Linked DNA regions of Homo sapiens: region 1 is linked to region 2. Evidence: read pairs that join two places in POLR2A ChIA-PET (ENCODE). Cell type or tissue: OCI-LY7. All regions are shown on one strand. Links, peaks and the distances in the headings refer to the core of each region. The heading gives the core; the rest is flanking DNA.

Region 1 (12,536 bases), core at 3,636-7,635, 93 kb before region 2:
CTTCTCTCGCTATTTTGCAATATACAATAAATTATTGATAACTATATCCACGATACTGTGCTATTGAACAGTAGAGAATTTACTCCGTCTAACTATACTTTTGTACCCATTAACCAACTCTTCATCCCTCCTACCCTTGCCAGCCTCTAGCAACCATCATTCTACTCTCTATCTCAATGAGATCAACTTTTCTCGCTGCCACATATGAGTGAAAACATGCAGTATTTGTCTTTCTGTGCCTAGCTTATTTCACTTAACATAATGTCCTCCAGGCTTATCCATGATGCTACAAATGACAGGCTTTATTCCTTTTCGTGGCTGAATAATATTTCATTGTGTATACGTGCCAAATTTTCTTTATCCATTTATCTATTGATACATACTTGATTCCACATCTTGCCTATTGTGAACAGCGCTGCAATAAATATGGGAGTGCAGATATCTCTTTGATACACTGATTTCCATGGGATTGCTGAATCCTATGGTAGTTCTATTTTGACATTTTTGAAGAACCTCCATACTGTTTCCCATAGTGGCTGTACTAATTTAACATTCCCACCAACAGTTTATGAGAGTTTCCCTTTTTCCACATTCTTGCCAGCATCTATTATTTTTTGTGTTTTTGATAACAGCCATTCTAGCTGGGATGAGGAGAAATCTCAATGTGATTTTGATTTGCATTTCCCTCCTGCAATCTTTATTGATGTCCTTTCTCTACATTGGCCTCCACCTCTGCAAATATAATGCTGTTCACTGGGGAGCCTTATTCATGCTGCCTTCTGTTCAATACCCAAGATTGCTATTCCTTGCATCCTCCTTCCCATCACCTTTATAGCTTCCAGTCTCTATGTCCTCAACATCTGCCAAACCAACAAAGAAAGTAATATGAATGTAATAAGCTAATTCACTCTAAGGTATTTTGGTTCAAATAGTAACTGAGAAAAAATCAAATTCTTAGGGTTTCTAACTGGAAAAAGAAAGATATAAAATGTACAGTTTGTGTTGCTGAGACATTTCCATTCCATTTTATTTCTTCAAGTTTGGTCATCACTTTGATTTTGTCATAGTCTTTTCGCCTGAAACGTCTTATTCTAGTTTAACATTATCCAAGAAGTACCTCCCTTCTGATTTTCATTCCATTCAGCATTGACCTCCTCCCGCAGCAAAGGATGCCTCCTACTGACATTCCTCCCATCTAAGCAAGCATTTTTCTACTTCAGTGAGTCTCCATTTCATATTGAATTCTAACAGATTATGCTTTTTTCTCCTTTAAAATGTATTTGAAAGCCCCCTTTTCCTTTCCACATGTTACTTCCACAGATTATATCCTATAGGTATGAGGAATCAGACCTATCAATCAATCCTAGGAATAATGTTTGCTTTGAAATCTCATTAAGCAATTCAATTATTCTTAGAAGAAACTACTTTGAGATTTTTTTAAAGCCTTATAAAAAAGACCACCTCTATAGTACCCATTGTCCTTTGTCATTAAGATACATAATTACAAGGTGATCGGCTTACTTTGTCATGTACCTAGATCCTTATATGGTTGCAATGGACTTCAAACATATTTTTAACTTTAAATTTCATTTTTTCTTGAAATCAAAAATAGATTAGAGCAAAGCAGTGACATTTTATCTTAAAGAACTACATATAACATCCTGTGCTATTCTGATGGTAGAACAAATGATTTTTAAAAACAAATGGTATAATTCTTTGCATTCTACACCATAACTTCCTGAGATACACTCAACTGCACACTACCAGATGATATGTGAAATACCCCCAAAGAATTAGAATCTTCCTCCAGCCCCATAAAAGATGACTTACCAGACTTCCTTGCTTTCAAAGCAATAACAGCTGCTAGCTCTCTCTGCACCTAATAAAATATTAGGGGGGAAAATCAAATTAGAAGAAGAAAAATGTAGCCATCAAAAGCAGTACTTTGTTCTTAGATATCCAACCCAAATTCAGAGCTGTTTCAATTAAACCTAAGTTTGCTGCCAGCACTTTTTTGATTTTTGCTTGTTTTTAGTACATGGAAAAACCTCTGCATATAAACTTTTAGAAGAATCATATTGAATTACTTTTTTAAAAGTTACACAGTTGCCAGAATGTATACATTGTAAAACACTGGTATCTACCCTGTGATGATGGGAAGTACCTAAAAAAAAACTATATAATATTCAGATATAATGCAATTATGAATTATTAAAATATACATGATACCATAATAAAGATTAAATATTACTTATCCCTCAAAGATGCTAGTTTATAAAGAAATTCTAGTAAAGTTGATATAGGTAATCCTGGTTTAATTGGACCTCTGCTCAAATATAATGAATGTTCACTGCAAGTCTGACAGGTTTACAGCAACCATTTTGGATAATATGCCACATAAAAGCAAGCATCATCAATGCATAGGGCAGGTGAAATGGGAATATACTAGATGACCTTTAAAATCCTAAATGTCTTTAACCCTACTCACTTGTCCAAAGTTTTTAGCACTTACTCTCACTCTCATCCTTCCCACTTTGAACACTTAAATCCGTCCTTGAAAACATTTTCAAAGCAGAACACGAAACAGTGACAAAAATAAGCACAGTCACTTTCAAAGATAACATGAAGGTATCAATAAAAATTCCATAATGAGGAAGCTCTCTCCCCTTCAGGACACAAACTCTTAAACTCAGAAGTTTGTGTGTTCAGGTGTTTGGAACTGGTGATGATGGGTTTTTTTTTTTCGGCGGGTGGGGGTATCAGGCAGCAGAATATATTGCAGTAATGACACTTTAAAGGGAGTTCAAGGTTAAATTGCAGATTTGCTATTCAAATTAACATAATCTACATTCATTTACTGGAAGGCAAGTGTAGCAATATGCTAGACCCTGAGACTCCACATAGGACTGGCTTTCTCAACAGCCAGGGCATTATCACCCCTGCAGAAGGCAGCTTGTCCCATCTGTCTTTATTGCTGCACTTTCCCTGATGGGCTAAGTGAAAGTCATTCAAAAATGCATAGTCTTGATTTAGCTGATTCTTTGACACTGTAAGATTCTCTCAGGAAAATTACACGGCAGTGAGAAGACAATCTTTGACACCGTAAGATTCTCTCAGGAAAATTACATGGCAGTGAGAAGACAATCAGTCCCTCTCCAACCTTAGGAGTTTGAGCTCTGAAAATGCTCACAGTTGGAAAGTTTACAGTTAAAGAACTTAGTGGGAAGAGTACTGAGGCAGACAGAAGTGATGAATGACCACAAGAAAACCTTCGTAAGTACTGGTATGCATACTCAAATAAATTTAAAAAGCATCGAAGTAAAAATATCAATTACTGCATATTTTACATATTTTAAATTGTTTGTAAGGTTTATTGTAGTATTACCAGTTCTTTTTAGGATTTTCTTCATTCACAGTGTCACAAATATTTGGAGTTGGGACAAAGAGGCAGATTATAAACATTCACAAGGGTCTTGTCAATGGTTTCTAGATTCTATGATCTCCCAGGGAAAACCCCACTGTGGCACACACACAGGGAGAAGGCAGAGATGGAAAATCATGCACGAGGTGGATCACTTAATTTGCTCACAACGGATCGAAACCAGTCATCTCCAGCTTCCTCTTTTAATTTTCCACACCTGAATTCCCTTTATGGGATTCTCAGTTTTTCCTTTTCCAATTAGAAAATGATGCCCAAAATAGAAACAGCTCAGAAAAGGAAAGGATTATATTCCCACCACTGTATAACACTACAGCTTTTCAAAGAGTTGACAGAGAAAGAAAGGAAAGAATGAGATGAGCGAGCAAAAAATGGAGCATTTCCGGGGCACTTGGGAGGGTGAGAGACAGGCAGTGAGAAAGGCATGAAGAACTTCACAGTTCAACTTAGAACCTAGGCTGCTTTTTTACATAAAATAAATGAGATTACTGTACTGTACTACACTACATCAACTGAACCTCTGCCATGGGAGGATACGAGTATTTTATGCAAAGGAGGATGTACGATAGCTTCCGTGTTTCTGCATTGGGAGGGAAAAAGTTTTTGACAAAAAAAAAAAAAAAAAAAAGAAACCCAAAGATAGGTTAGTCTTCCTACAAGACGCAAAGGGGAAAGTGCTGATCAAGCAGACCACACACTGGGTAAGATCCCTTTCATGCTGCTACAGCATCTTCACAGTTCTTTTTTGTTTTTTTAAATGACCTAGCAATCAATCATTTAAAGTTGTGTGACTAATGCCTATATTTTGGCTGGAAACTCCACTGAGGCAGGGACCTGTTTGCCTTTTCTTCACATTATCCTGGGCAATTGACACTCACTCATTAGCCCACAAGAGGTGGTTGAAGAGACAACCCTATTTATACAAAGACAGAAGGAGAAAACACAGAAAGGACCGAGGGGAGAGAAAAAACTTCCCGAGGGAGGACAATGAAAATTCAGAGAAGGCATTCCCATCATAAGTTACTCCCAGCAGAAATCTTCAGAACATGTTAGAAGGATTCAAAGCTGGCCTTTGCAAATAATTGTTAGGTTTATATGAAACTGAATTGAAAACTAAAACTCTGAGCAATTACACAAACAGGGACTACACTTTTCTTTGTGTGTTAATAAGGGACCTGTTGGCACTGGAAAAGAAATGTCATACTCCAGTGCCAGTTGAGCCTTCAAATAACTGAGGCTCTGGCTGACATTCTGACCACAACCTCCTGAGACACCCTGAGCAGGAACTACCTAGCTAAGGTGCTTCCCAACTCCTAACATGTGGGGGATCAGTCAGATTGGTGGGAAAAACTATAGGGAAAGGACACAAACCTTCTGAAAGGTCGAAAGGTTCTGCAGAGCCCCGGAGGAGAACAGGTGAAGGCAGCTGTTCTATAAAACTGAGGCAGAGGGCAAGGAGTAGGTACAAAAGAATGTGGGGGAATTTATCTTAAACAAGCTTGCTTACTTGTGTTGACCAGGAACTGACCTTTGATCATCTATGTACACCTGACATTCCCTGAAAGGCGAACAATGAATGTTAATTACCTACAGGTAGTGTTGGCTCCAGGTTTTTGGCACTGTGCCTGCACTGAATAAAAGCAAGCAGCTCCAGCTTCTCAGGGCTGCTCTCTGGCCACTAGAGCCAGGCAGTCACCTAGGTGCTCTCACACTGCTTACCTGTGTCTGAGTACTCATTTCATCCATCTGCCACAGTCTGTGAGACAGACCCGGTACCAACATAATAAATACACGTTGTTTCAAATCTGTAGATTCTGGAGTCATTTGTTATGCTGAAGAGTCTTTTATAAGACAATGATGATTTTTCTACTGTAATCTAACTGTGTTGTTGGCTAACCTGAGTTCCTCTCACCATGCCTGAAATAGAGCCACTGTTGGGTTAGGCTTGAGAAATGTACCAAATGTAGTAGAACCATGTTCTGATACTGGCCATGGTTTTTATCCAATGAGGATACAAAACCACTGCCTAGGTCATTAGAAAAAAATGCATTGTTCTTAATCTGACAGAAACAGTAAATTATTAGCTTGGCTTTTCCTGTCATAACCCTTCCCTACTATAATCCTTAACTCCTTTTCAGAACTCCCTGGGACTAGATGTATTTCAGAATTCAAAATTTTACAAATTTCAGAAAGGTATCTTCAGTGAGGTCTGGGGCAGCAACTTGTAGTCAGATACATTAATATTTCTTCCATGAAATGCATTACTATTCAAATCAAATGGGATAAAGGAAGACTAGAAAAAGCCTAGAGTTTTGCCACCAAATATGTTCAGTTTTGGTTGGATTTTGCCACCAAGTTAGTTATGAAGAACTTTTGTTTTTCAGAGTTTTTCTAATGTAGGACTGTGAATAAGGGACTGTAAACCTCTACTAGTGTTACATTAAAGTTTCCCTCCCTCATCTTTTTCTCATGTTTCTTCTTTCCCAATTGCTATTTGGTCACTACTTTTGGTCTACTTACTGGGAAATGCTTTCTTTAAATAGCTTGAGTTTTCATCTAGTTCAGCAGTTCTCAAACTTGACTGCACATTAGAATCATTTGGAGAGGTTTAAAAAAAATACTGATATTTAGGCCCCAACTAAATCAGAATCTCGGGATTGAACCAGGCATCAGTGTGCATTGTTGTTTCCAAGATTCCTAGGTGATTCTATTGCATCCAGGGTGAGAAATCACTGCTCTATTCAACAAGTATCTTACTTTCTCCAAGGCCCCATATTTCGACCTTCATTTCAACTGAAAATTTTTAGTCTGTACTTTGTCCTCCTCTAATTTAATTCATTTGTAAAGGAACGTGGCCTTCACTGTATTTAGATATAAAATTATGCTATAATCCAATCAAATAAGATTCACTTACTATAGTAGCAGTTCGACAGACAAGATTTATTCAAGTACAAAGAAAATTGCAAGGAGGCTTTTAAGAACCTTCAAGTTTAATTTAAAATATAGTTTACTCAATATAAAACAACTATGCAATTCAAAACACTTGCAGCTGACAGTTATATTTGGCCTTGTAAATGTCTAAATAGAGGACGATTAAAGGACTGATAAAACATATCCCAAATTTTTCCCTCTCCCCTAGTTACCCAACAGAAACTAGAGTCAGAAACATGTTGAAATGTTTTGGCTTTCTATCTTGGATAACCAACATGGCTGTTCACAAAATAGCCTTGACATTCAGTGAGAATCAGAGTCAGTCTTATGTCCAGCATTCTGTCTTCTTTTTCCTCTGGCAGTTTAGTAGTGCCTTTGGTCTTAAAATCCAAAGGCTCCCAGACCTGTTTTGCATCAAAGCTAAGATTCAAGCAAACTCTGAGTGACAGAGAGTTTCTCCATGGGAGAGGTTAACTGAGAAGACATGAGCAGGCTTGCTGGAAGAGGAGGCCCTTGAAAGCAAGGTATGAAGCTCAATTAGAAAGTCAAGGAAAGTTGGGCCGGGCGCGGTGGCTCATGCCTGCAATCCCAGCACTTTGGGAGGTCGAGGTGGGCAGATCATGAGGTCAGGAGTTCGAGACCAGCCTGACCAACATGAGGAAACTCCATCTCTACTAAAAATACAAAAAAATTAGCCGAGTATGGTGCACGCACCCGTAATCTCAGCTACTCGGGAGGCCTAGGCAGGAGAATCACTTGAACCCGGGAGGCGGAGGTTGCAGTGAGCTGAGACCACGCCATTGCACTTCAGCCTGGGCAACAGAGCAAGACTCCGTCTCAAAAAAAAAAAAAAAAAAAAAGAAGGAAAAAAAAGAAAAAAAAATCAAGGAAACTCATTTTGAGAGGACAGAGCAATATTAGCAAAGGTCTTAGTTACCAAAGCGTTGTCCTTACAAATTAATTTTTAATAGAATTGCCAATTCACAAATTCCCTAAAGGCTTTTAGTAAATCTATTAATCTTAGAAACATTTAAATTTTGATGCCATGATAGAAATGTTTTTAAAATACAGAGCCCATTTTTCTCAATTTCCTAAACTAAATGTAAGAAGAAACATAATCTAATATTCTTCCATGTTTTATTCCCAAAAAATATACAACTTTTAAGCCATTATATAATGTTAAGCTAGTATGGACTTTAAGAATTCTAGAAAAAATAAATAAATATGCTTCTTAAGAACCGTACTTTTATTTTTTATTTTCTTATTTTTTTGAGACAAGGTTTCGCTCTGTTGCCCAGGCTGGAGTGCAGTGGTACGATCTCAGCTCACTGCAACCTCTGCCTTCTGGGGTCAAGCAATCCTCCCACCTCAGTCTCCTGAGTAGCTGGGACTACAGGCGCCTGCCACCATGCCCAGCTAATTTGTTTGTATGTTTTTGTACAGATGGGGTTTCACCATGTTGTCCAGGCTGATCTTGAACCCCTGACCTCAAGTGATCTGCCCACCTCAGCCTCCCAGAGTGCTGGGATTGCAGGCGTGAGCCACCATGCCCAGCCAAGAAACTACTGTTCTCCACCAAATAGTTTATTTAACAGATAGTTATTTCCCCAATAACTGCTGTCATCACATCAAAGAGGTGTTTGTTAAGCATGCTGTGATGATAAAATGTATCTATCCTTACTCATCTGTTTCAAGGCACTTAGGAGTATTTTTTTTTTTTTTTTTTTTTTTTTGAGACAGAGTCTGGCTCTGTCGCCCAGGCTTGAGTGCAGTGGCGCAATCTCGGCTCACTGCAAGCTCCGCCTCCCGGGTTCACGCCATTCTCCCGCCTCAGCCTCCTGAGTAGCTGGGACTACAGGCGCCCACCACCGCGCCCGGCTAATTTTTTGTATTTTTAGTAGAGACGGGGTTTCACCATGTTAGCCAGGATGGTCTCGATCTCCTGACCTTGTGATCCGCCCGCCTCGGCCTCCCAAAGTGCTGGGATTACAGGCGTGAGCCACCGCGCCCGGCCAGGGGTATTTTTAAATCACTTAAATAGACTTGTTTAATGCAAACAAATATGCATGTTAACTTTATTGTAACTGAGATAATAGCTGGCCATTTAAAGACTAATATATGTAGAAGTGATCTGAAACTAACAAAATGAACTGGAATAGTCTTCTACGATTTTAAACGTCTATTAAGTCTGCTACACATGCACCTAATATGATAGAGGTTCACATTAAAAAGATCTGATAGTTGAGTACAAGCATACTTTGAGTTAATGGGAGTTGGATTACTTAGAATGGATAACAGTGTTTTTAGGAATATTACTAGAGGTATATTCAGGTCACACACACAAAAAATGGACTCCAGAAAGATCAACATCTGGATTGCATTTGGTTTTGTTAAGGTCCATGAGGAGTAGATAGTATCCACAGGAGAATGACCAGGAGATAGTCACCTCCCTGTAGTTCAACTTGACGAACACAGCCATCCTCATTTACCTTGTCATCTCTGCACAACTTGACTATTACTCACTCCCTTTTTCTTAACCATTGGGATTCCATGGCATCCCATGCTCCAGGTTTTCTCCTTCCTCTCTGGCTACTGCTTCTCTTCTCCAAAGGCTCCCCTTCTTCTGCCTTTTATAAAGACTTTGATGTCCCTTAGTGATTTATCCTCAACCCTCTTGACCTTCTTCTCTTTCCATTCACTCACATGACTTCAATTATATTTGCATTTCCAGCCCATATTTCCTGGGCCCTAGATCCCCATAGCCATCTACCTTCTGGACCTGAAAGTCCCACTTAGTGGCTCAAACTCAACATTTCCAAAGGTGAATTCACTTTTTCTTTTTTTGAGACTGGGTCTCACTCTGTCACCCAGGCTGGAGTGCAGTGGTCCAATCATGGCTCACTGCAGCCTCCATGACCAGGGCTCAAGCAATTCTCCTGCCTCAGCCTCCCGAGTACCTGAGAGGACAGGCACACACCACCAGGCCTGGCTAATTTTTTAATTATTTTTAGAGATGACATCTTGTTATGTTGCCCAGACTGGTCTTAAACTCCTGGGCTCAAGCAATCCTCCTGCCTCAGCCTCCTAAAGTACTGGGATTACAGCAGTGAGCCACTGAACCTAGACTGAAGTCACTTTTTTACCAATTCCGCTGCACTCCACAAATCTGCTCCATGAATGGCACCATCAGACACCATAGTCCCAAGCCAGGAAATAAGGTATCCCTGATTTAGCTCAGCCCATCACTGTCTCCTACTCAGGCCTCTGTCTCTAATTTTTCTCTCTCCATCCCACATCATTCTCTACTCTGCAGTCAGACTAAATCATCCTAAAATATAAATTTTATAATATTATATCTTTTCCCAAAAAACTCTTCAAAGATTTCTCCATGACACTATGACAGAGTCCAATGTCTGATACTGCATATATAGCGTTCTTCTGGTCGGGTCTTCAGTATCATCTCTATCTCCATTCCTCCTTCCAAAATCCATGCTCGAAGCTTATTAAAATATGGCATTTGCTATTCCCTGGATGGACTATGCTCTCTCTTTGCCCCAGGTCTTTTCACATATTCTGTCTGGAATGCCTCCCCACCTCCCCGCCTTGTATGGCTGTCACTTACTTACCCTTCAGATCCCAACTTAGGTACCATCTTCTCCTGAGCGCCACTCACCTCTCCTGTGTGAAGTCCTGTTTATACTCCAATAGCACTCTATACTTGTTTCAATTATAGCATGTATCACACTCTAATGAAATCTCCTCTTTAGCTGGAGGGCTCCAAAACTAGTTTATAAGCCCGCTGAAATGGACTTCTTTATTCATCATTATGAACCTGACTCCTGGCACCATTCCTGGTACATACGTTTGTGATCAAGAACACAAGTAAAATGTTTACAGTTGTTACTGAGAAGGTGTAGGGGGAACATGATCATTAACTTCAAGTATTTCAAAGTCTGAGGCTGAAATTCAGACCAATGGAGAGAAGTTGCAAAAGGACATGTTTTAGCTCAATGTAAGAACTTTCAAATACCCAGAACTGTCCACAGTGGAAATGGTCTATTGAATTTGTGAGATTCAATAGGAGATGCTTTACATGGGAAGGTATATATCAGAAGTGCCCCAAGGATTGTTCTAAAGATTTGTTTTAAGAATGTCTCATTTCCTAATGACCCCACTACCAAAAGAGAACAAGCATGTTCTCTTTGGAGACCATGGGGGTTGTTCATGTCACCTGGGAGTTGGTGACATATGTCAGCCTGCAGTTGAACAGCTGGTGATGTTATGGCCATCTAATCCACCTCACAGAAATAGAGGTGGTACAAATCTGAATGAATAGATAAAAAATAACTGTTGGAAACCATTTCCTGTCGTGGAAATCTCATGAATTTCATGGTACAAACAACAGAAGAAACTACAGATGTTTACAAGAACTCAGAAGAACAAGCTAACGACACTAACATCTTTTCAAAAGAGCAGGTGTATCTGTGTCTTCAGTTTTCAAAGCTGCTCTTACAACCTCTGATTGGTAATTTCTCTGAAGCCCTAACTGCTGATCTACCTGAATTTCCTGATAAATAAAAATTTGTATATAAAATGTATTTTAAGGAAATAAGTCTATATTAGACATTTTAATTTTTGTTGTAATAATAAAATAAAACGTTATGTTTACATAATTAAAATTTTAATTTTTATGTCTCAAGTTACTTTTTTTGGTGTTTTCTGGTAGACCCAGCGTATTATTCAATCTACAAAAAGCTCATAAATGATTCTCAGGTGGATTTTCATGATATAGTTTATTTAACAAAGCATCTCCAAAGCCATAATATAATTTTTAAACTCATGTCTTACTACGTCTTTTATTCTATGTTACACACCATTCCATACATATCTTTTCTCAATCATCGTGCCCTTTGGAGGTAAGATTATAAACTACAGCAACTGTGTAACTACATCAACAGTGAAGTCCCAGACATTCTAGGGATCTTCTATGGTAGCAATCTCTCATTTGTAGGGACAGATTCCTGTAGAACCTTGTAGGGATGTTACATTACAAAGACTGATATTGGGATAAACTCAGATTAGCGAAGACTGTTTCCAGCTAGAAATTCTACGCATAAAAACTGCTAACAAGTGAAGCCTCCTAGAAGACCAAGATTCAGAACCCGAGATCCAAAAGTCTAAAACAAGAGTAGGAAATCTCTAATTATTTTATGCCAACCTTGAGAGAAGCTGTAGTTTCCTGACGGTGGGGTGGAGTCACAGTCCTCTACCTCATAGGATTGTTGTGAGATTTAGACGAATTAACATGTATAAATCATCGGGACTGATTGATCCGACACAGAGTAAGTGCTATTTGAGTGTTATCTATTATCATCCTCATCACATTATTAGAATATAGTTGAGCTGAATGACAGAAGAAAGGACATATCCAGTCTTTAATTGCTTTAATATTGCATATGTTTAAGCCCTTTCTTCCACCTAAATTATAAACTCTTTCACAATCAGTATTTCCTCCATTTATTATATTTCACCTACCTAGCCCAGTCCCATTGCAACTAGAATAAAAGAGGCTGAAGCATTTCAGTGAAAATGTGTAAACAGTGCTTAAAGTGCTTTTTCAGACTTTACTTTCAGACTTTACTTTAAAAATGAACTTTTAGATTTCTATAGAATTCTGAAGCCTTTATAAATGTATGAAGGACAGACTTCAGGTTTCAAAATTCACTTTGAAACGTCAGAGGTATCAATCAACTTAAGTAGCTGTGCCCTGGCAGCTTCTGACATTCAAAAGAGAACTGCTGTATTAGAATCAGGAGATTATGGGTTCAAATTCAAATTCAAATCCAAATTCAAATTCTTGTATTTAACAAGAAATGTGCATTAGTTTAGTATCTCTTCCATTGCAAATTATCACCCATTTTACTGCTTAATATCCGCTTATTATTTCATATTTGTATAGGTCAAAAGTCCAGTTACAGGTTGGCTCAACTGGGTTCTCTGCTTCTCACAAGGCCTCGTGTAAGGCCCAAAGCAAAGTACCTGCTGGGCTGCACTCCTAACTGGAAGCTCTAGGGGAGCATGTTCTTCCATGCTCATGCAGGTCATTGACAGAATCCAGTTCTTACGTCTGTAGGGCTGAGGTACCTGTTTCCTTGCTGGTTGTCAC
Region 2 (12,536 bases), core at 4,592-8,591:
ACCCGGGAGGAAGAGGGCACCTTGGGCACCGGCTCATCCACAGGTGCAGAATTCCCAGAATCTCCGGCAAACCCGCTCTTCTGTCCTGTCCCTGTCCCCCTACCCCTTAGGCTGAAAAGTCCTGCTTCACTTCTTCGAATAGCCAGGGGTTGACTTGGACTTCAACCAAGTGTGCTGGAGAGTCGTCCGCCCTCCCGCGCGTTTTGCACAGCCTGGCCCCTCATCGTAATCTTTACTCCTGGGAACTGTTTTGGCCAAGGAACTTCAAAATAGACACGCTACAAGGCAAACACCATGAGGCAAAATTGCTTTGCGCCGACCCTTCTTGGCACACGCATCCTTAAAGGACGAAGGGAGAAAACTTTTGTTGGTTATGATAGGTGTTGAGCAGAGTAGCTGCAAGTCTGGTGACCTGAAGGTGAATCTCTGTTAGCATGTCAGAACCTGACCTTCCCTGAAAGCCCGCTGCTGTGATGAATGTGCTTGGTGAACTGTAAAGGCCTGCCGTGGTGTGAATCATTGTTTACACCCTTCCAGGAGGCAGGAATTCTGGATCATTGAGAGTGAAACTATTCCAGCAGTGCCTTAAACGCCAGGGAGTGTGAATGTTCACATCTCAGCTCAATCTGTCTTCAACAAGGGCCAGCCAGGGTGTTGACTTCTCATCAGTGGGGCGCTGGGATCCCCATCTTTGTCTAAGACTTACAAAAGTTGAATAAGCTTATTCACATTTTTAAAAAATGACAAGAATCGTAGGAGGTCAGGGTCCAGAGTTGGTTTACCATTGTGCCCTCAGCCACTCACATGGTAGGTGCTTGGCAAATATGTATAAAAACATGCCATGTAACAAAAAAGGAGGAACGAACTGTGACCTCTGCCCTTAAGGAAGGTAAGACTTAACCTAGGAGTAGACAAACATCCAGAAAAACAAAGATATTGCACTTGTACTCTTGCTAATTGCCAAGTAAGTGTAGGTAAGACCACTTCAGGCCACAGGAGAGAGAAATGCTTCTGGCCTGGGATGGGCAAAGCTAAATCCACGAAAGGAAGGAAGTTTAAACTGCACCTTAAGGGTGAGTGGGGAAGATTCAACCAGGCAGAAGGAGGGTAGGTGTCCTTCAAGTAAGGAAGAAAGACATGAGGCCGGGCGCGGTGGCTCACGCCTGTAATCCCAGCACGTTGGGAGGCTGAGGCGGGCGGATCACGAGGTCAGGAAATCGAGACCATCCTGGCTAACAAGGTGAAACCCCGTCTCTACTAAAAATACAAAAATTAGCCGGTCGTGGTGGTGGGCGCCTGTAGTTCCAGCTACTCGGGAGGCTGAGGCAGGAGAATGGCGTGAACCCGGCAGGCGGAGCTTGCAGTGAGCCAAGATTGCGCCACTGCGCGACAGAGTGAGACTCCGTCTCAAAAAAGAAAAAAAAAAAGAGAGAAAGACATGAGAAAAACACAAAGGTGGTATCACACAGAACTCACTGGGCACTGAAAATATGTCATGCTAGTGAAGGGAAAGATGACATAATGAAGAAGTAAGAGAAGATACCAGAATGGATGCTAGTAACACACTGCAGAAGGCCTTAAACCCTGTCACCTTAAGCTGTGTGTGTTAACTGGAAAGGACTTTATAATAGGACTCCATAGTCCATTACAGTTTCCAAATACCTATCACATGCATTTATCCAAGGCTGAAATTGCATTTGTATGTTACCATGTCAGACTCTATCCGTTTTTACAGTGTTAAGATATTGCAGCTCCAGTTGGTAATTGGTCGTTGTCTTGAGCCCCAGAGTGCCACTCACCCCCATACCTCCAACTTCCCCATGACATACAACTAAAGGGTGAACACCTGGCCCACTAGAAGCCCTCCAGGACACTCAGATTAGTGGGTGCTTGCGCCCCATCACCCCAATGACAACATTGAATCATACCATGAACTTACTCTACTCCAAAGTAGAACACGTGTTCCGTCTCCTGGTCCAGGTTCCTGGTCTTCAAACCCATTCACACAGTTGCTCAATGCAAGGCCAGCATTCCTTAGATTCTATGGGATAGACCAAGCGTCTAAAGTTCAAGAAGGGCCTTTGGAAAATTGGTTTAGGTTAAGGTGATAAATGACAAATGCCATTTAGCTTCAGGATAAAAATAGGCAAACAACAGGGAATAGTAGGATGTGTACACAGAAGAGCCACGTCACTGTTTAACTCAAATCAAGCAACCTTTATACTCGCTGTGCCCTGTCTGGAATGAGAGTCCTCTGCAATGCTGTCCAACAGAACTTTCTACAATGATGCACATTTTCTGTTATCTGTTTTGCAGCTACTAGCCACATGTGACTGCTGAGCACTTGAAACATGGCTAGGGTGACTGAGGAACTGAATTTTTAACTTTGTTTAATTTTAATTCATATAAATTTAGATAGCAGCATATGGCTAGTGGCTACCATGTTGGATAGTGCAGTTCTAGAAATCCACATTTCTCTCAGTCAGTGTCTTCAGTTTTTAAATTCAAATGTCACCATTTCAGTGAGGCCTTCCATGACCATGTGATTTTAAATTGCAGTCTTTCCTATCCATTCCTTTCTTCATCCCCTTCCGAATGCCCCACAGAGCTTACCACCATCCATATTCTATATATTTTATTTATTTTGCCTATTGTCTGCCTCCCCACAACTAAAATGTATATGACATAAGGACAGGGCTTCTTTTCTCTTTTGTTCAGTATCTAGAACACATGAGTTGAATAATTCAATTATTTCATATATAAGAACTAAGTTTTTCAAACAGTTTAATCTGGATTTCTATACAAAATCTGATTTTGCAGTATGAAAGCTTATAAAAATGTAAATCATATAAAAATGGATTAGAATGAATAAGATCTACTGTTGGTAGCACAATAGGGTGACTATAGTTAAAAATAATTTACCGTATATTTTTAAATAACTAAAGGAGTGGAATTGGAATGTTCCTAACACAAAGAAATGATAAATGCTTCAGGTGATGGATAGCCCAATTACCCTGATTTGCTCATTACATATTCTATGCCTGTATCAAAACATCACATGTACCCCATAAATATGTACAGCTATGATTTACCCATAATAATAATAAATTTTTTTTGAGATGGAGTCTCGCTCTGTCACCAGGCTAAAGTGCAGTGGCACGATCTTGGCTTACTGCAACCCTCTGCCTCCTGGGTTCAAGCGATTCTCGTGCCTCAGCCTCCCGAGTAGCTGGGATTACAGGCACGCACCACCACACCCAGCTAATTTTTGTATTTTTAGTAGAGATGGGGTTTCACCATATTGGCCAGGATGGTCTCGATCTCCTGACCTCATGATCCGCCCGCTTTGGCCTCCCAAAGTGCTGGGATTACAGGCGTGAGCCACTGCGCCTGACCAAAAAAATTTCTTTTAATGTAAATCATATTTGTGCCAACCACACAAGTCAACGAGACCACTTGCCAGCCACTTGCAATTTTTCCTACAGGATGGGGTACCAGAGCTGAATTTTACTTAAGAGAATGAGATCATCAAAGTCAAAGTGTGTGTAAAGACCCATGGTAAGAAAACACAAATTTTAAGGCTATTGGCAGGATAGCGAAATTGAAGACCAGGAAGATAGCTCTGACAATGAGCTAGCTACAAAGTGATGAGGGCCTGAATTCATTGCGGCAATGGAAACAGAAATGAGGGGTTAGATGTTAGACAGTACAAAAGAAGGCTCCTTGGGCATAGGAGCAGTAGAAAAATACTTCAGATGGTGTTGTGGAGTGTATTGTCCAAAGATGGACAGTTCAGCATCTCCTATCTTCCAAGCTCTTCTGCAGTGTGATATTGCCACTCCCCCGAAAAGAGATGGAGTTTCTTTCTCCATCTCTTTGAATTTGAGCAGACTTTGTGATACAGGAGTTAAGAAGAAATCACTTAGGCAAATAGTAAGGGTATGGGAGTCCTTGGAAAGACTTTCCTTTATAATGAAAAGCAGTACCAAATCATTTTCTAACAAAGAGCAGCCTGTAAAGTGGAGCTGCAGATATAGACAAGCAAGCTGGGAGCTTGCACAGGTCAATGTCAGCAGGAACTAGGGTCTAAACATATTCAAGATGGCGGCTCCAACTTCCCTTTTCTCCCAGCCATGTGTACAGTGAGGACCAGAAAAGATGGTGCAGGCCAAAGGGAGAATTCATTTGCATAATAAGATTAGCATGGGGCGACCAGTCTTCCCCACTTGCTATGTAAACGTCACACCTGATCGAACCAGTCTGTGAGCCCTAGGTAAATCAGACACTGCCTCCTCAAACCGAACTATAAAATCCGGCACATCCACCACCAGCCAGTCTTTTCTGCTGGGAAGACCCCCCTTCTCTCTATAGAGAGAGCTGTTTTTCTTTCTCTTCTCTCCTGCCTATTAAACCTCCACTCCTAAACCCCTCATGTGTGTTCGTGTCCTAAATTTTCCTGGCACAGGAGGATGAACCCTGGGTATATACCCCAGACCATGTAGCCGTTTCACTTGTGAATGATCTGGCCAATAGAATAAACAGAGGTGACTTCACCTGTTCTGTAAATAGCCCTTGGTTGGCCTGGCAGCTTCCACTTCCTGCTGTCTTGGATTGCTTGGTCTTGGGATGTGCCTACTCAGAACCCAGCCTCCTTGCAGGGAGAAGCCCAAGCCACATGGAAGCCCTGTGGAGGTGATCTGGCAGCTGAGCTCCCAGTAAACAACCAACATGAATTGCTGCCAATTTGGGAGCTACTTTGGACACAGTCCAGCTGAGCCTTCAGATGACTCCTGTACTAGTGATGTCTGACTGCAATCGTATGTAAGGAGCTCAAGAAAAAACTACCTAGCTAAGCCCCATCAACCCACCAAACTGTGAGAGATGATAAAGTGTTTGAAGCCACTAAGTCTAGAGGTATTTGTTACATAACAATAGATGACCAGGACACATGGCTCAAAAAATGTGAAGAACATACTCCGTTGTGAATGAAAAGGATGGAAATTTATATCCATTTTTGTACATGCATGAAGAAACTCTGGAAACTTTTTCAAGTCGTTGGAATTGGGCACGTGGGGAAAGGAAAGGTGGGAGATTTTGCATGTACCACTTTTTATATTTTTTTGTTTTTTAGAACATGTGAATATATTACCTATCTTTAAAAATAAAAATTTTAAAAATGGCTCCAGATTTAGAGAAGTCAAAGAGGTAGGGGAAGCCGGTTTTGAGGGTTTAGTTTTATATAGCAGTTATACCAACTAAAGGGTGATCAGATGAAATTCCCACCAGCAAGAGGAGGAGGTGAGCTAGAAATGAAAAGAAAGGACTGGAGAGAGACAAGCAAGCTGGGAGCTTGCACGAGTGAATGCCAGCAGGAACTAGGGTCTAGACATGTTCAAGATGGCAGCTCCATCTTCCCTTCTCTGCTAGCCATGTGTTCAAAATCACAATGGTAAACAGTGGAGCTAGACCAGGGTGCTCAGGGGATAGAGGAGTAGCAGGGACACTCTGTCCCTTGCTAAGCTTGAAGAACATGCTGCAGGTGACTTTCCATCCCCAGTTGTATGGAATTTGGGGCACTGACTCTTATGGCTTCTCTCATTTAATTTTTGTGTTCCTATACAATTACTAAGAATGCTGAGGAAATCATCTGTGAGCTGGTCTTTCCCTTGTGTCATTCCATGCCCTGCCTACCTGTCTTCTTTTAAATGTATAGAATGCACATCAGCCTAATGAAGTCTCCCAACACCACAGCTGTTAGGACTTTGATAAGTCCTCTTTGGAATCCATCTCTTCCCAACATCTCCCATTTTTAAATTTACCCCCATTCAAGATGTTTTGCACTGGTTTAACAGCTCTCAAAAACAGAAAACTTGCATATAATTTTGTCTCTCTATTCAACCCTGCCAACCCTCCAGAATGTAATCACCAAAATGGATTAAATATGAGCACAACCTTCCCAAGGGCTAAGCTGGTTTTTGAGGGTTTAGTTTTATATATATATATATATATATATATATATATATATATATATATATATATATATATACACACACACACACACACATACACACACACACACACACACACATGTGTATATATATAAAAATATGTATATATGTATATATATAAATATGTATATATGTATATATATAAATATGTATATATAAATATGTATATATATGTGTATATGTGTGTGTGTGTATATATATATATGTGTATATATATATATATATAGCAGTTATACCAACTAAACTAAAGGGTGCCCAGATGAAACTTCAACCAGCAAGAAGAGGAGGTGAGCTAGAACTGAAGAGAAAGGACTGGAGAGAGAGAGATGCCAGTGTTCAAAATCATGATGGTAAACAGTGGAGCTAGACCAGGGTGCTCAGGGAATAGAGGAGTAGCAGGGACACTCTGTCTTTGCTAAGCTTGAAGAACATGCTGCAGGTGACTTTCCATCTCCATTTGTATGGAATTTCAGGCAGTGACTCTTATGGCTTCTCTCATTTAATTTTTGTGGCTTCTCTCATTTAATTTTAAGAGAACAAAAAGCAGATCCTTGCAGGAGAAACCCAAGTCTTCCCGTGCTGCCTCTGCTGAGAATGCCAGACAGAACGGTTTGAGTACTTGATACTAACTCTATTTTTATGTTATCTTATGGAATGAATATGCAATTGAGAGAAATGTAGCAAAATAAGGAAACATGTTTCCAACCTAAAAATGTTAAGCCTTATTCATTTTATTTCCGTTTTCAAGAATCATAAATGTAACTATCTGCTATCAGACTGTTCATGACAAACCTGTGTGACACTGTGCTATTATTTTTGTAGTACATCACGCACTATGCATCATGCAAATATCCCCCTTGGGGATGATAAACCTTCTTTATATTATTTGCATTGGTGGCTCCAGCCAGAGACAGTGGCTGATAGGCATGGGTGCCAGATGGGGGCTCCTCCCTATAAGTTCATCTTCTATTCATTCACTAATAATCTTGAAAAAAAGTCTGTCTGTTCATGCCATTTCATATGCTGTTTACTACCACCATCCTGGAAATTTCTTTTTTAAAGTCAGTTGTGCAAATTCACCAGGCCCTTTAGTACTTAGGACATTTTTGAAAAAAAAAAAAAAAAATCTATGTGGTTGAATGCCCAAGAAGACAGAGGAAAAGGGTGATAAGAGAACTAACTTAACCAACAGACAGCAAGAAAGCCAAGACAATGGTGTCCCTTCTTTGCTTGTGGAAATCTACTCATCTTTACACAGGTCAAACAGTAGCTCCTCCTAGAAGCCCTCTCTGTTCTTTCCATTTGGGATTAATCCTTCCTTGGTAAACCTCAGCATTTACCTAAAATTATGATTCCACATTTACCACCCGTGTTATCATAGTCTATCTCTGCATTTGAATTAAGTCAGATTGGCCCATCTCAGCTATGCAAGATTATAAACCCTTTGAGGGCAGAAATTATTCTTTTTTATATTCTCCTCTCGCATCTAATACAGTGGCTACCATGTACTAGATTATAAGCAAATAAATGCACGCATGAATGAATGCTGGATGGATGAACAAATGAATGAACAAAATCATGATTAGCTAAACACTGCAATCCTAAGTTAAGGAAAGCAAGACAGAGGTCTCAGCAGATGCAGAGTCTCTGAGGTTGTAGGAAAGTACATTATCCCATGGGTGATGGGAGGCTATAAATGGACACCAGATGGTGGCATGTTCAGATCAGCAGGGAAGGAAGATGATTTTAGCATCAATATGTAAAGTGCTTTAGAATAGGGAGACACTGAAAGCTGGGCAGCCGGCAAAGCAGGTTACAGGATCCCAGGCGTGAAGTATTAAAATGGTAATCCATAAGATCAAGTTCATGGAAGCTTCTTCTGTGCTTTCTTTTGCTATTTGTATCAGTGCATTCTGTGTACAGAATTTCTGTGCTAATCAAATGAAGTGGTGTTTGTAACGCTGTTTGCACACTTTAAAGCTCTGCACAGATAGCACTGCCTTTCTTATAGGATTGAAAGAGAAGGGGCAAATGAAATGATGCCCTGGATAAATCAGGGCCTGGACCAGGAAAATAGGAGAGAAGACAGTGGAAAAGGAAACAAGGATTCAAAGTCATGCCCACACAGAAATTAGAAGCCTTTAAGAATATGCTTCTCCTCTGTCTGTGAATGTTAAGCATTTGTAGCATTGATCCAAGCTAAATACAGAATGAGCTGTGAGCAAACCTGTCTTAGAGGGTACTGGCAACATTATATGAGCTCAGATTGGCTTTTGAAGATCTCGATCAGAAGATATAAATCTGGGCCGAAGTACACTGAAAGCAGCAGAAGGTGTCCCAAGTTCTTAAACATAAAGAAGCCTTTAGCTTAGAGAAAATGACAGCACTCAAGGAATGACAAGGGAGTTGTTTTCAAATATTTTGAACGTGTTGAAAAAGAATTGGACTCATTCTATGCAGAGTTAAGACCAAAGTGGGAAACTACAGAGAGAAAAGTTTCTTCTCAACATAATAAGTGTTTTTCTATCCATTTAAAGTCCTTTTTAAACCTGGAGTGGCCCCTGTCCTTGCAAAATGGGGAGCTTAGGCAGGATTTGGTGGGATTTTGTTTCATCAGATGGAGGATTGGACTAAATGACCTGTAATGTCCTTTCTAATCAAAGATTCAGTTATTTCACTGGCCCTAGTACATAATGAAGTGGCTATAGGGCAGGGATTCTCAGACAGTGATCTGAGGATTCTGGACTTGCTCAAAGCCCTTTCAGGGGTTTCCCAAGGGTCCTAATAACACTAAAATGTTACTTTCCCCCTTTTCTCTCATTCTCTCGTAAGTATACATGGGTGTTTTCCAGAGGCTAAAGACGCTGGATGTGGCAAAAGACAGAACGTAGGACCAGATACAAGAATTTAGCTGCTTCTCTTAAGCTAGACATTTAAAGAAATTAGTGAAAGTGTAAAACAATGCCAGCCCTCTCACTAAATTTTGTTTTGATTTGGAAAACAGTTATTTTTCATAAAACATATTTATAACAGCATATAATCAGTTCATTTACTATATAAATATTTTGAAGAAATTTCTCAGTTTTAAACTTTAATATGATAAGCATTCATAGATACAGCTATAACCCACATAGATAAAAGGTCTTTGGGGTTCTATATAATTTAAGAGTGTAGAGGGGTCTTGAAACCAAAAAATTTGAGAACTGCTATTATAGGGCATGGTTAAAAAAATTATCTCTGATACTAGGAAAGGAAGGAGATCTGAACAGGCTGAAAAGCTTTCTGCCTTCCCCGCTTCCCAGCTACCTTCATGGAGCTAATATCACTTTTATCCTGACACAGAACTAGTGACTTCCTCAAAGGTGAGTACTCTGCAGACCTAGGGTGGTAAAATAGAACACCCATGCTCTGGCATCAGATAGGCCTAGGTTCAAAACCAGGTCTTTCCACCTTCTAGGTATGTGCCCTCAAGTTACTTGGTCTGAGCTTCTACCTTCTGTTCTAACACCTATACAACCAGGTTGTTGAGAAGATTAGACCAAATATGTGCGAAGCCTCTCATCGGTGAGGTGGCTTGTAAACTACAGCCAGTGCTCTTCTTGGCACCATGTTGTCTCCATATTGCTGGTGGTGTAGTTATTTAATTCCCAGTCAGTCCCAGGGAAGCCGCATAACCTGATGAATAAACCATGGTCCAGATACGATTTTCATCAACTTTCCTTTGCCACACATTCCCCACTCTAGGCAAACTCCGCATCTTCAGATGGGTTATTCTTGAAGCACCTTGTTCACTGCCAACAATGAAAGTATAACTTTTTCATCCTTTATACTCTAAATACAGTTGTAGGGAAGTTGAACAGACATTGAACATAGAGTTGAAAACCCTGAATTAAGTCTTACATTTATGATTTATTAGCTCTGTGACTTTAGCCAAACACTTCACCTCTCTGAGCCTGTTTCTTTATCTGTAAAATAGAGATAATAAAATCCAACCTTCAGGTGGTTCTGAAGGCTAAACGATGCCTATGAATGCCTATGATAGTTAACCCTGTTAACCATCAGAATATGCATAAATGTCAGTGGCTATTAATAAATCTCACCTCTTCTATGTTCAGAAGTGGTGGAAATGAAAAAAAGAATCCACAATGAATATTTAATCAAAAGTATCTCCATACAAACACACATACATACACATTTATTGGATAGTCATATGAAATTTGCATATATTTTTACAAGCACCCAAACTCTGTAAATGGTTTTGGTCAATCTCCCAAATTTGTTTTCCTATTCTTAAGCTTCATATCAAGCCCAATAAAGTGAAACACTAAGGCTTATGTAAATGCTTTATTTATAAATAAACCTACTTGAAAGAGGTAATATTGATAAGAGGAGCATAACTTTAAAAAGAATAACTTTCTTTTTAAAAATTTAAATGTGACACTCTTCTGATTCTGTCTCTACAACGAGGTCCCTAGAGAGGGAGGGTTAAAGGAAGAGACACTCAAAGGGGTAATAATTCCTAACTGCTATTAGCAGAGCTGAATCTGTTATCTTCAGGTGCTCTATTATGTCCATTCATTCAGAAATGGGAAAAGCTGGCTGGGCACGGTGGCTCACGCCTGTGAGTGGCTCCCAGAACTTTGGGAGGCCTAGGTGGGTGGATCACTTGAGGTCAGGAGTTTGAGACCAGCCTGGCCAACATGGTGAAACCCTATCTCTACTAAAAATACAAAAATTAGCCAGGTGTGGTGGCATGCGCCTATAGTCCCAGCTACTCAGGAGGCTGAGGTGGGAGGATCACTTGAGCCTGGGAGGCAGAGGCTGCAGTGAGCCAAGATCATATCACTGCACTCCAGCCTGGGCAACGGAGTGAGACTCTGTCTTGGAAAAAAAAAAAAAAAGTAGGAAAAGATGTTAGTCATAAAGTTTCTGTTTATTCCAGGTGAAATGTCAAAACCTTCATGGTTAAGGCTGAGAGAGTTTGACTCAGTTCGCCAGTCCATTCAGGGAGAGCTAGTCCCCTGGGGTATCTGTATATTTGTTATCTTTGACTGCTCTTTGGCTGTAAACTTCTTGGGGGTTGATGTCATCCTTTCTGAATATTACTTTATAGAATAGTTTTCTGCATAGTGGGTATTACATGGAATTGTAATTACATGATTCCAGATAAAAACTGATAGTTTCACTTTTCTAATATGTAGATTGAAACATTCTTTCAGATACTTTTTATAATGGCAACAATGGAATTTTGTACTTATTTAAACAGGAGACTCAGGACTTAATTGTTTATAAAGTTTTAATAGTTTTTCTCAGAGTATATGGACAAGATACATTTTTAGGTCTCTATAGTGTCGACATTAGAAGAGAACATGAAATAAATTCAAGAGTCCATGAAATCATAGAAAAGACTTGGAAACATCGTTGTTTTATCTTATTTCCCTTCTTTCTCACCACATTTCCTTATAGTTTCTAATTCTAAATGAGCAGCACTATTGTATGGTGGTCTCCGGAGCCATACTGGCTGGATTCAAATCCTCCTTCTGCCTTTAACCAATCATGAGATGTTTAATGGGCCACATCTTTGGAATCAGTTCTCTCGTTTGTAAAATTGGAATGATTTTAGGAGCTGTCTCACAGAATCATTGTGGGAATAAATGGGTCATTATTTGTCAAGCACTTAGAATGGAGCTGGCACAGTCAGTATAAGTGTGTTAGAGATTATCTTCATCATTCTTTACAGTCTGGAGTCCATAGGTTTTACAGGGGCTGGGAGCCTCCTTATATGAAAAATGCCTGTGTACTTTTCTGGCAAAAAGACACAGGCTTCATCAGACTTTCAAAGTAATGAATCTAATAAGGAAATCTTCTAAGACCTACAGTATTTGGGGCAGAGCCTAACTTCCTAAATATGAGCATGCATAGACAGACCAAAAACAAGACAGATGTAAGCTGCCTCGTTTACGCTACGAGGCGTTTATTGTGAATTCAACTGCAATGCAAAGGATTGCTCTTTATCTTAGAGGATACCTAACTAGTAGAAATGGACATTCCCCACCACCACCAAAAGACACAAACCTGAAAATGAGCAAAGGTCACTTCCCACATCAGTGTTTGTGAGGTGGACCAATATCTTCTGGCAAGGGGATTTTGGGAGGGATTGGAGGCAGTCATCTTGGGAAGGGACAATTCTAATGGAATTCCAAAATATCTGTTTATGCTCAAATCTTAAAAATACCCTGAAGAAGAGACAATCAGCACAGGATCAGATGTGAGAGGTAAAATGGGAGAGGAGAAAATACCCAAATAAAACATTTGCAGGAGGCAACTTTATTTTTTGTTTGAATTTTGCATTTGTCTTTCTAAGGCAGCACAGATCCTCCATGAGAAGAAAAACAGATGGAATGGCAGCATTTTGTGTCTGTCTTCTGGAGCGTTTACTAGAGAATTCACGGCTCCTTATAGTTACTGATGGGTATGCATTTGGATGAATTTTCTGCCATGACAACAGGTAATCCTCATAAAATGTCA

The links. Peaks named below come from ENCODE experiments on the same cell type or tissue, not always from the same donor. Only the 100,000 strongest peaks of a DNase experiment are listed, where the experiment ranks them.
Region 1: POLR2A ChIA-PET joins it to region 2 with 9 read pairs; 3 of 35 experiments call an interaction of 5 or more read pairs at or near these places.

The regions. Positions count from the first base shown.
Region 1 is chr7:22,265,134-22,277,669 of GRCh38, forward strand. RAPGEF5 (Rap guanine nucleotide exchange factor 5) reads right to left here. Exons shown (of 26, transcript NM_012294.5): 7 at 1,831-1,879. Among named protein-coding and RNA genes, the nearest start is that of RAPGEF5, 86 kb to the right of the region's middle. In OCI-LY7, for the core only: no CTCF peak of the experiment used is centred there; no DNase peak of the experiment used is centred there; H3K27ac peaks cover 939 bases.
Region 2 is chr7:22,357,352-22,369,887 of GRCh38, forward strand. No RefSeq gene overlaps it. Among named protein-coding and RNA genes, the nearest start is that of RAPGEF5, 6.5 kb to the left of the region's middle. In OCI-LY7, for the core only: no CTCF peak of the experiment used is centred there; a DNase peak (open chromatin) is centred at 6,880; H3K4me3 peaks cover 843 bases; H3K27ac peaks cover 367 bases.